Linked DNA regions of Homo sapiens: all the other regions are linked to region 2. Evidence: chromatin loops called from intact Hi-C (ENCODE). Cell type or tissue: endothelial cell of umbilical vein. All regions are shown on one strand.

The links. Peaks named below come from ENCODE experiments on the same cell type or tissue, not always from the same donor. Only the 100,000 strongest peaks of a DNase experiment are listed, where the experiment ranks them.
Region 1: it touches region 2 in a loop (4-fold over the local background); 6 of 110 quality-filtered maps call a loop at or near these places.
Region 3: it touches region 2 in a loop (8-fold over the local background); 7 of 110 quality-filtered maps call a loop at or near these places.

Annotation. Positions count from the first base shown.
Region 1 is chr6:11,193,630-11,196,129 of GRCh38, forward strand. It overlaps NEDD9 (neural precursor cell expressed, developmentally down-regulated 9), which reads right to left. Exons shown (of 7, transcript NM_006403.4): 3 at 1-63. Among named protein-coding and RNA genes, the nearest start is that of NEDD9, 38 kb to the right of the region's middle. RefSeq lists enhancers at 1,529-2,395, 2,396-2,500. In endothelial cell of umbilical vein, no CTCF peak of the experiment used is centred here; DNase peaks (open chromatin) are centred at 1,072 and 1,612; H3K27ac peaks cover 2,326 bases.
Region 2 is chr6:11,262,275-11,264,774 of GRCh38, forward strand. It overlaps a transcript of NEDD9 not described here. Among named protein-coding and RNA genes, the nearest start is that of NEDD9, 31 kb to the left of the region's middle. In endothelial cell of umbilical vein, no CTCF peak of the experiment used is centred here; DNase peaks (open chromatin) are centred at 727 and 1,277; H3K27ac peaks cover 1,170 bases.
Region 3 is chr6:11,171,529-11,174,028 of GRCh38, forward strand. No RefSeq gene overlaps it. Among named protein-coding and RNA genes, the nearest start is that of NEDD9, 60 kb to the right of the region's middle. RefSeq lists an enhancer at 1,028-1,322. In endothelial cell of umbilical vein, a CTCF peak has its summit at 1,127 (motif pointing right); a DNase peak (open chromatin) is centred at 1,163.

The sequences.
Region 1 (2,500 bases), 69 kb before region 2:
CTTTTGGTATCTGGATGGGTACTCGTATACGTAGCCATGGCCTGTCCTCACGGGGGTTATCACCTGTGGGAGAGAAGGCACAGAGGTGTAAATTTCCAAGCCTGAGTCCTTGAATCTCCTTGCCTCCTAACTAAGCACTCATCCCTCAACTCTCCCTCATAAAAAGATAGAAAGAAACCAAAGAAAGAAGACATAACAGGAAGGAGACAAGTAGACACCACGTTAGTAAACTTTTTTTTTTTTTTTTGAAATGGAGTTTTGCTCTTGCTCCCCAGGCTGGAGTACAGTGGCACAATCTCAGCTTACAGCAACCTCTGCCTCCCGGGTTCAAGTGATTTTCCTGCCTCAGCCTCCTGAGTAGTTGAGATTACAGGTGCACGCCACCATGCCCAGCTAATTTTTTGTATTTTTAGTAGAGACAGGGTTTCATCATGTTGGCTGGTCTCAAACTCCTGACCTCAGGTGATCCACCCACCTCAGCCCCCAAAAGTGCAGGGATTACAGGTGTGAGCCACTGCATCTGGCCCAGGTTAGTAAACTTTTAAATCCCTCTTGAATCCCAATGAGAAAAAAAATCCCTAAAATATCTCTATCACCCTTAATTGTGATCATCTCAAAGTTCATCAGATAGAGTTGATGCACTGCAAGCATATTTCTGAAATATACTTTAAGGGATACTTGTGTGTAACTTATGAAAGTCCTAGAGGAGCATTTTGCATCTAAAGTACCGCATACTGAAATTTGCTTTAAGGCTCTGAAACAATTTGTAAAATGAATAATGCAAATAGAGTTTAGCCACTTAAAATTCCTCTCATGCCTTCCTCAGTATGCCTCTTCATTGGACATTATTATGATGATTATAACTGTAATTCCACAGGTCACCAGAGTACTTTTACAAAGCCAATGCTCAAACTGTGCTGTCCTTAGAAACCTCTGGGAGCTTTCATTCTAACGTATCAAACAAACAAAATACTGAGTCAGGGAGGCACCAGGAACAGAATTCAGGTCTCCTGACCTCTGGTCTCTAATCATTTTCCCATTTCCACCAGGAAAGAAAACATCCCCAACAGTACCTACGTCAAGGGATATCAGAAGTCAAATAGCGTTCATCACGATGCTGGCATCTGGAACCAGTGCCAATAAAATGAATCTTACCTAGCAGCCTCCTGTTTTCATATCTACATACTTCATTGGTGTGCTAAGCACCAGCAAAAAATTATTTGAACTTAACTCATTTTGAAATATATGTAATCGTCCAAGGGCTTCTAAATGCCCAGGGTCTTGTTTCTGCCTAACCCCCACCCTTTGAGTCATTGAGTGCCCATCTCAAGCGTTGCCCACGACATCTTTGAGGAGAACAGACATTGCAAATGAGGAAGAGTTGGTTGTTCCCTAAGAAACCGTCAACTTTTATCCTTTCTCTGAAGTGAAAACTCTGGCGTCAGGCTGCCTACAGAACTATGTGAAAAATGCTCCACGTCCATCTTATGCTGAAATGGGTGGAACTCAGCCAAATGCACCAATGCCTTCTCCCCAGGCGCTCTCAAAATGCCTGAGTTCAATTTGGCTTTTAATCCCTAGTGCTTACAACTGATTGTTTCTTGCAACGAAGTAAAAGAGATTAGTATGCACTCAAAATTTCCATCAAGTCTCTCCACTGTCTTGGGTTTAAAAAAGGAACCTATTGCTTTGAGGTCTGTTGGCATGGAGCATACGGAACCACTTTATAGAATGGCCACTGTATTGTGCATAGCAAACCTTCCTTTTCAAAGCAGGATGCCCTTTGCTAAAGAAAAACACAATGTGTTCCTAATGCCCTTATATGATTGTTTTTTTTTTTTTACTCGCTATTGTCCAGGAGAGAAATGAAGATCTCCCCTTAGTCTATTTCATCAGCCCCTCTACTTAGAGCGCTGTCTTGGCTTTATCATAGCACCTGCTCATAGTGCAGCTTTTGTTCAGCTTAAAAGTTTCCAAGAGTGGATTTTATCCAAGGTTGCCAACTTAGCAATAATGCTAATGGAAAACCAAGGCTAAGTCCAGCTTAACTGTTCATCTTTCGTTTAAAAAACAGAAGCGGGCATGTCGGGCGCAGTGGCTCATGCCTGTAATCCCAGCACTTTGGGAGGCCAAGGCGGGAGAATCACCTAAGGTCAGGAGTTGGAGACCAGCCTGGCCAACATGGTGAAACTCCGTCTTTACTAAAAATATAAAATTAGCCGGGTGTGGTGACATGTGCCTGTAATCCCAGCTACTCGGGAGGCTGAGGCAGGAGAATCACTTGAATTCGAGAGGCGGAGGTTGCAGTGGGCTGAGATCTTGCCACTGCACTCCAGCCTAGGCAAAAAGAGTGAAACTCCGTCTCAAAAAACAAACAAACAATCAAACAAACAGGCTGGGCGTGGTGGCTCACGCTTGTAATCCCAGCGCTTTGGGAGGGCAAGGATCGCGGATCACGAGGTCAGGAGATCGAGACCATCCTGGCTAACACAGTGAAACC
Region 2 (2,500 bases):
CCTTTGCTTTAAAGACTTACTTTCTCGGCAATGTGAAAATTTTGGCAGCTGCGTTAGTGACAGATTGGTGGCAACATTCTACTGGCCTAGCTGAACATTTGCTCTCCTTACCACCCCATACCCTCCCAGACTGTGCAATCAAGAGCATGCGGTCTAAATTCCCTTCCTGTCCTAAGGTGCCAACACACAACCCACACTTTGGAGAGTAGAAGAGGGAAAACATAGGCTTTGTTCACTTCCCAGATTCTCTGTGTGAAGCAAGTTTAGGAATTTATGTGTGGTTGGAACGGGGAAATATGACTATTCTGGAAGCTGTATATCAGTGTGGCTCCACATTTCCAATTTGGCTTCCCTATCCCAGAATAGGGTTCTTAGAGAAAAGCATTTCCATCCTCACATCTCAGAAAGCCAAAATAGAAAAGTCTGAGTTAAACACAGTATACATTCATTAAAAGAATAAAATAAGTTAAAGCTCAGTTAAATACATGGAAAATGGGTATGTGGATGAACAGAGCTATTCATGGAATTCAGGTAAATTATGACATCTGCTTAATGTGAAAATCACAAATAAAATCAGATGACATTTAAAATGCAAAATCATACATTAAAGTGTAAATTCTGGGCCAAATTCTCACCCAATACAATTTGATGGAAATTGTCTTATAGAAAATGAGTTATTCAATTTTTTTCCCATTTCCTGATGGTGAAAATCTGGGGTAACCAGTGTTTTAACAGGAAATCTAAAGGAAATGAACAATATGACCTTGGCTAATTTTTAATTCTGATGATTTCATGACATGCATAGTAATTGCATTTTTGGTTTTGTTTGACTTTATTTCAAAGCTATTAAATATACGTTCGATGCAGGGGATATGTTCCAGATAAACCATTGTTTGAATGTTAAAATTCATTTAAATCAGATAACCAGGCAGGATTTTGTAGCTTTTTTGTGTGTGTAAGGGGGAGGATTCTGATTAAATGTGAAACAACTCAAAGAGGTTCAAGAGTCTGGCCTTCATGATTAATAGTCTGCAGTAGATATTAGAAATCCAGACAGACTGAAGGCAAAATGCCTTCTCTTGGTAGACAGACTGTATTCTAACCTCCAAGGACTCTGCATATTTAGCCACTCTCAATTCAACTGCCTTTGCCAGCCCAGGCTTCATTGGATTAGAAAGTAGTGGAAAAAAACCCTCCCAGGAGTGATCGTCTAGAATTCCTTTAGTGTTTAATCTGTCTGGCGCATGGATGGCCCTCTTGAACTGCAGGGAGCACATGGCAGAGAGAAACGTCTTGGGCTGGCTGGCTTGTGCTTGGAAAGTGAAAGCAAGCTGTTATTTTCGCCTTCCCAATTCACATTCCTGGCCTTTGACATCATGAGGTCATTGTTTGGTTGGCTGGAAGGGTGTCACACGTGGATAGGTGCCATGAGGTCACATGTGCATAGGTGCCATTTTTGTCTGGGACATTTACACAGGGTACTTATAACCTCTTTTGGTAGACTGAGCCCTGTTGCTCTCAAGAAAGGAAGTTTGTTCTTAGTCCTAACCCAAATTTTAATGTATGCTTCTGTAAGCCTACATCCTTGCAAACCTTAGTCAAGATAGAGACCATTTCTCTCACAATAATCCATGTAGATATCAGAGCATCTCTTAGTCTTCTTAGGTTCAAGTCTAGACTTGAGCTTATTAGCTATCTGAACACGGGCATATTCCTTAATTCCTCTATGTCTCAGTGTCCTCATCTTTAAAATAGGGACAGTGGTAGAGCCTCCTTCATGGAAGAAGGGAAACGGCAACCATCAGAGTTCCCCGGATGTGGAAGGCAGGTCTGGGGCAAGGAAGGAGGGTCAGCCTCTGCTGCCATTCTTGTAGATGGAGAAGGGGCTTTGCAACCGGCTACCTCCCCACTGGAAATGCAGATTGAGCCCAGGGGCTGGGCAGTGGCGAGAGGGGGCCCAACAAAAGCTGGACTCCCATCACCTCCTCGAGGTGACAGGAGCATGCCCAGGCTGCAGTCTGAGTGAGATGGCGCCCCCAGAGGAAGAATCAGGGCTCTGTGAGGAACCACATGCCCCAGCATCCCGCGCTCATAGGTCACTGCTTGGGGAACCACCAGGGATAGTGGAGTGGTGTCTATAAAGATTGAGCAAGAGAAGGGGTCCCCAAGAATTCAATCTCTAGCCCAGTTGTTCCTTGAGTAAGAAAGCAGGAGGCAGATATTTAGGAACGAATCAAACCTCAAGGAACACAGCATCCATGGGTTCTTTTTGCAAATAAAAAGTGTGTCTTGAAAACCAATCCAGCCAAATAAAAAATGAATCAAAATAAAGAACTCAGAAACTGAGAGGCTGTGGATTCGTTTAAAACAGAACTGAGACCAAACAATTTGGGGAGTAAGGCTGAAAAAAAGAATTTAAAGGTCACAAGTAAGTATTTTAATATAACTAATCATACTGGTAAGAGAAGAAAAGAGGTTGAAAAAAATATGTTAACTGACT
Region 3 (2,500 bases), 91 kb before region 2:
GAGTCTGGGCGGGACTTGGAGAACCTTTATGTCTAGCTAAGGGATTGTAAATACACCAATCGGCACTCTGTATCTAGCTACTCTTGTGGGGACTTGGAGAACCTTTGTGTCCACACTCTGTATCTAGCTAATCTAGTGGGGAGGTGGAGAACCTTTGTGTCTAGCTCAGGGATTGTAAACGCACCAATCAGCGCCCTGTCAAAACAGACCACTCGGCTCTCTGTAAAATGGACCAATCAGCAGGATGTGGGTGTGGCCAGATAAGAGAATAAAAGCAGGCTGCCTGCACCAGCAGTGGTAACCCGCTCGGGTACTTTTCTGTACGGGTGTCTTTCCACGCTGTGGAAGCTTTGTTCTTTTGCTTTTTGCAGTGAAGTTTGCTACTGCTCAGTCTTTGGGTCCACACTGCCTTTATGAGCTATAACACTCACTGTGAAGGTCTGCAGCTTCACTCCTGAAACCAGCAAGACCACGAACCTACTGGGAGGAACGAGCAACTCCAGACGGGCAGCCTTAAGAGCTGTAACACTCACTGCGAAGGTCCACAGCTTCACTCATGCGCCAGTGAGACCACAAACCCCACCAGAGGGAAGAAGCTCTGAACACATCCGAACATCAGAAGGAACAAATTCCAGACACGCTGCCTTTAAGAACTGTAACACTCACCGCGAGGATCCGCGGCTTCATTTTTGAAGTCAGTGAGACCAAGAACCCACCAATTCCGGACACAGCTCCACTGCAGTCCAGTCTTGAGTGTCTGAGGCAGACTCCGTTTAAAAAAAAAAAAAAAGGATCCTCCAATGTGGGATGGGGGTGGAGGAGCTTGGAGGTGGATTCATTCCTTTGGGTTCAGTTAGCCAGTCAACAAACATGAATTGAACTCTTTGTGTTAGTTAGGTAGTGAGATGGGAAAGATGAACTCATGGTCCAAGATGCCCTGTGTCTGAAATATACAAGAGGCTAGGGAGATGTGCAGCAAGGAAGTAATCGTACTGCTACGTGGTTGTGGAGCGCTTAAGAATTATTTTGAATGCTTATTTTCACAACAGCGAATCAGGTCTGCACTAGCATTCCTATTTCCCAGGCACGTTAGAGATGAAATCGGTTGTAAAAACCAATTGTCCTCCACCTTTCATTTCCCATCAGACCACAAGGGGGCGCCGTGCGAGGCGAACACAGCCTTAGATCTGCAAAATGCTGGTCGCTGCGTGAGGGGCTTCAAAACATCCTAGGTGGTGCCCAAAGACCTTGTTGCCTGAGCTGAATAGGTGCTAGCTATTTGCACTGTCAGCGCTCTAAAGGATTTCTGGGGGCCCCCTTTCAACGGGAAGCCACCTGGTACGTGTAAACACCCACAAGTTCACTCCCCTTTGCAAGGGGCAGAGGACCTAGTAACTTTTCTCTAGAGCGCTCTCCTCTGCATACAGGTCCCTACATGTCCCCTTCTCAGTGCTCTTTGCAGATCTTTTGTTTTCTTGCTTGTTGATTTTTCTTTTGCAAACAGGATTGGGGGACCCATTATTTATCCAAAACCTTCTTTTGTCAAATCGTAGGTCCTTTCCAGTGTAGACTGGATGTCTAGACAGAGAGGTAGAAATAATTGCCCAAGGGCAAGGACAGCCTTCACTAAGTTGTCCATTTACATCTTTACATCATTCTAAAAATACACCCACACCAGCCCTTTGTCTTGATATTTTAACATTGGGCAAGGCTGAAATAAGTTACTTCTCTGACCACTGTTTAAAATGTCTCATTCACAACCATTGTTCTTGGAGACTTCAACTTCTTTAATAGGAATTTAAGTCACAAAGGGCCCAGATGGTTCTGAAAAAAAAACCCGTTAGGCTGCCTGGGTCATAAAGAAGGCTCATAAACTGCGCTTGGATGATGACTGGGTGAGGGGCTGTGTGGGGGATAGACAATGTCTGGTGTCTGGTGGTCTCCTGACTGCCAGGCAGGCCAGAGAAAATTAGGGGTATGTTTTCATTTAACATCATTCCCTGCTGACTCTTGTCTCTCTGGAAAATTGACAGTTAGGAGACAAAGTAAGGTGCCCTTTTTGTTAACTCAGTTTTCTTAATTATAGTTGTTGGGAGATGACTTAAATCATGCTGTGAGGTATGGTGGTGGTTCCTGCCCCTCAATGCCCCCTCCCAGGCTGCAGAGGAATTTGCTTTAGAGATTGGTAATAGTTGAGTCTGAGATGAAGGTCAGTCAGTGTGCTGAAGCTTTTCAGTTGCCCTTGTAGAGGTTTCTCCCCCTGCAGGCTGGCCTCTACTCATTAAAACCTTTTCTTTCTTTCTTTGTTTCTTTCCTTCCTTCTTTCTTTTCCTTTTTCTTTCTTTCTTTCTTTCTTTTCTTTCTCTCTTTTTTTCTTTCTTTTCTTCTTTCCTTCGTTCGTTCGTTCTTTTTTTTTTTTTTTTTTTTTCTGAGTCTCACTCTGTTGCCCAGGCTGGAGTGCAGTGGTGCGATCTTGGCTCACTGCAACCTTCGTCTCCCA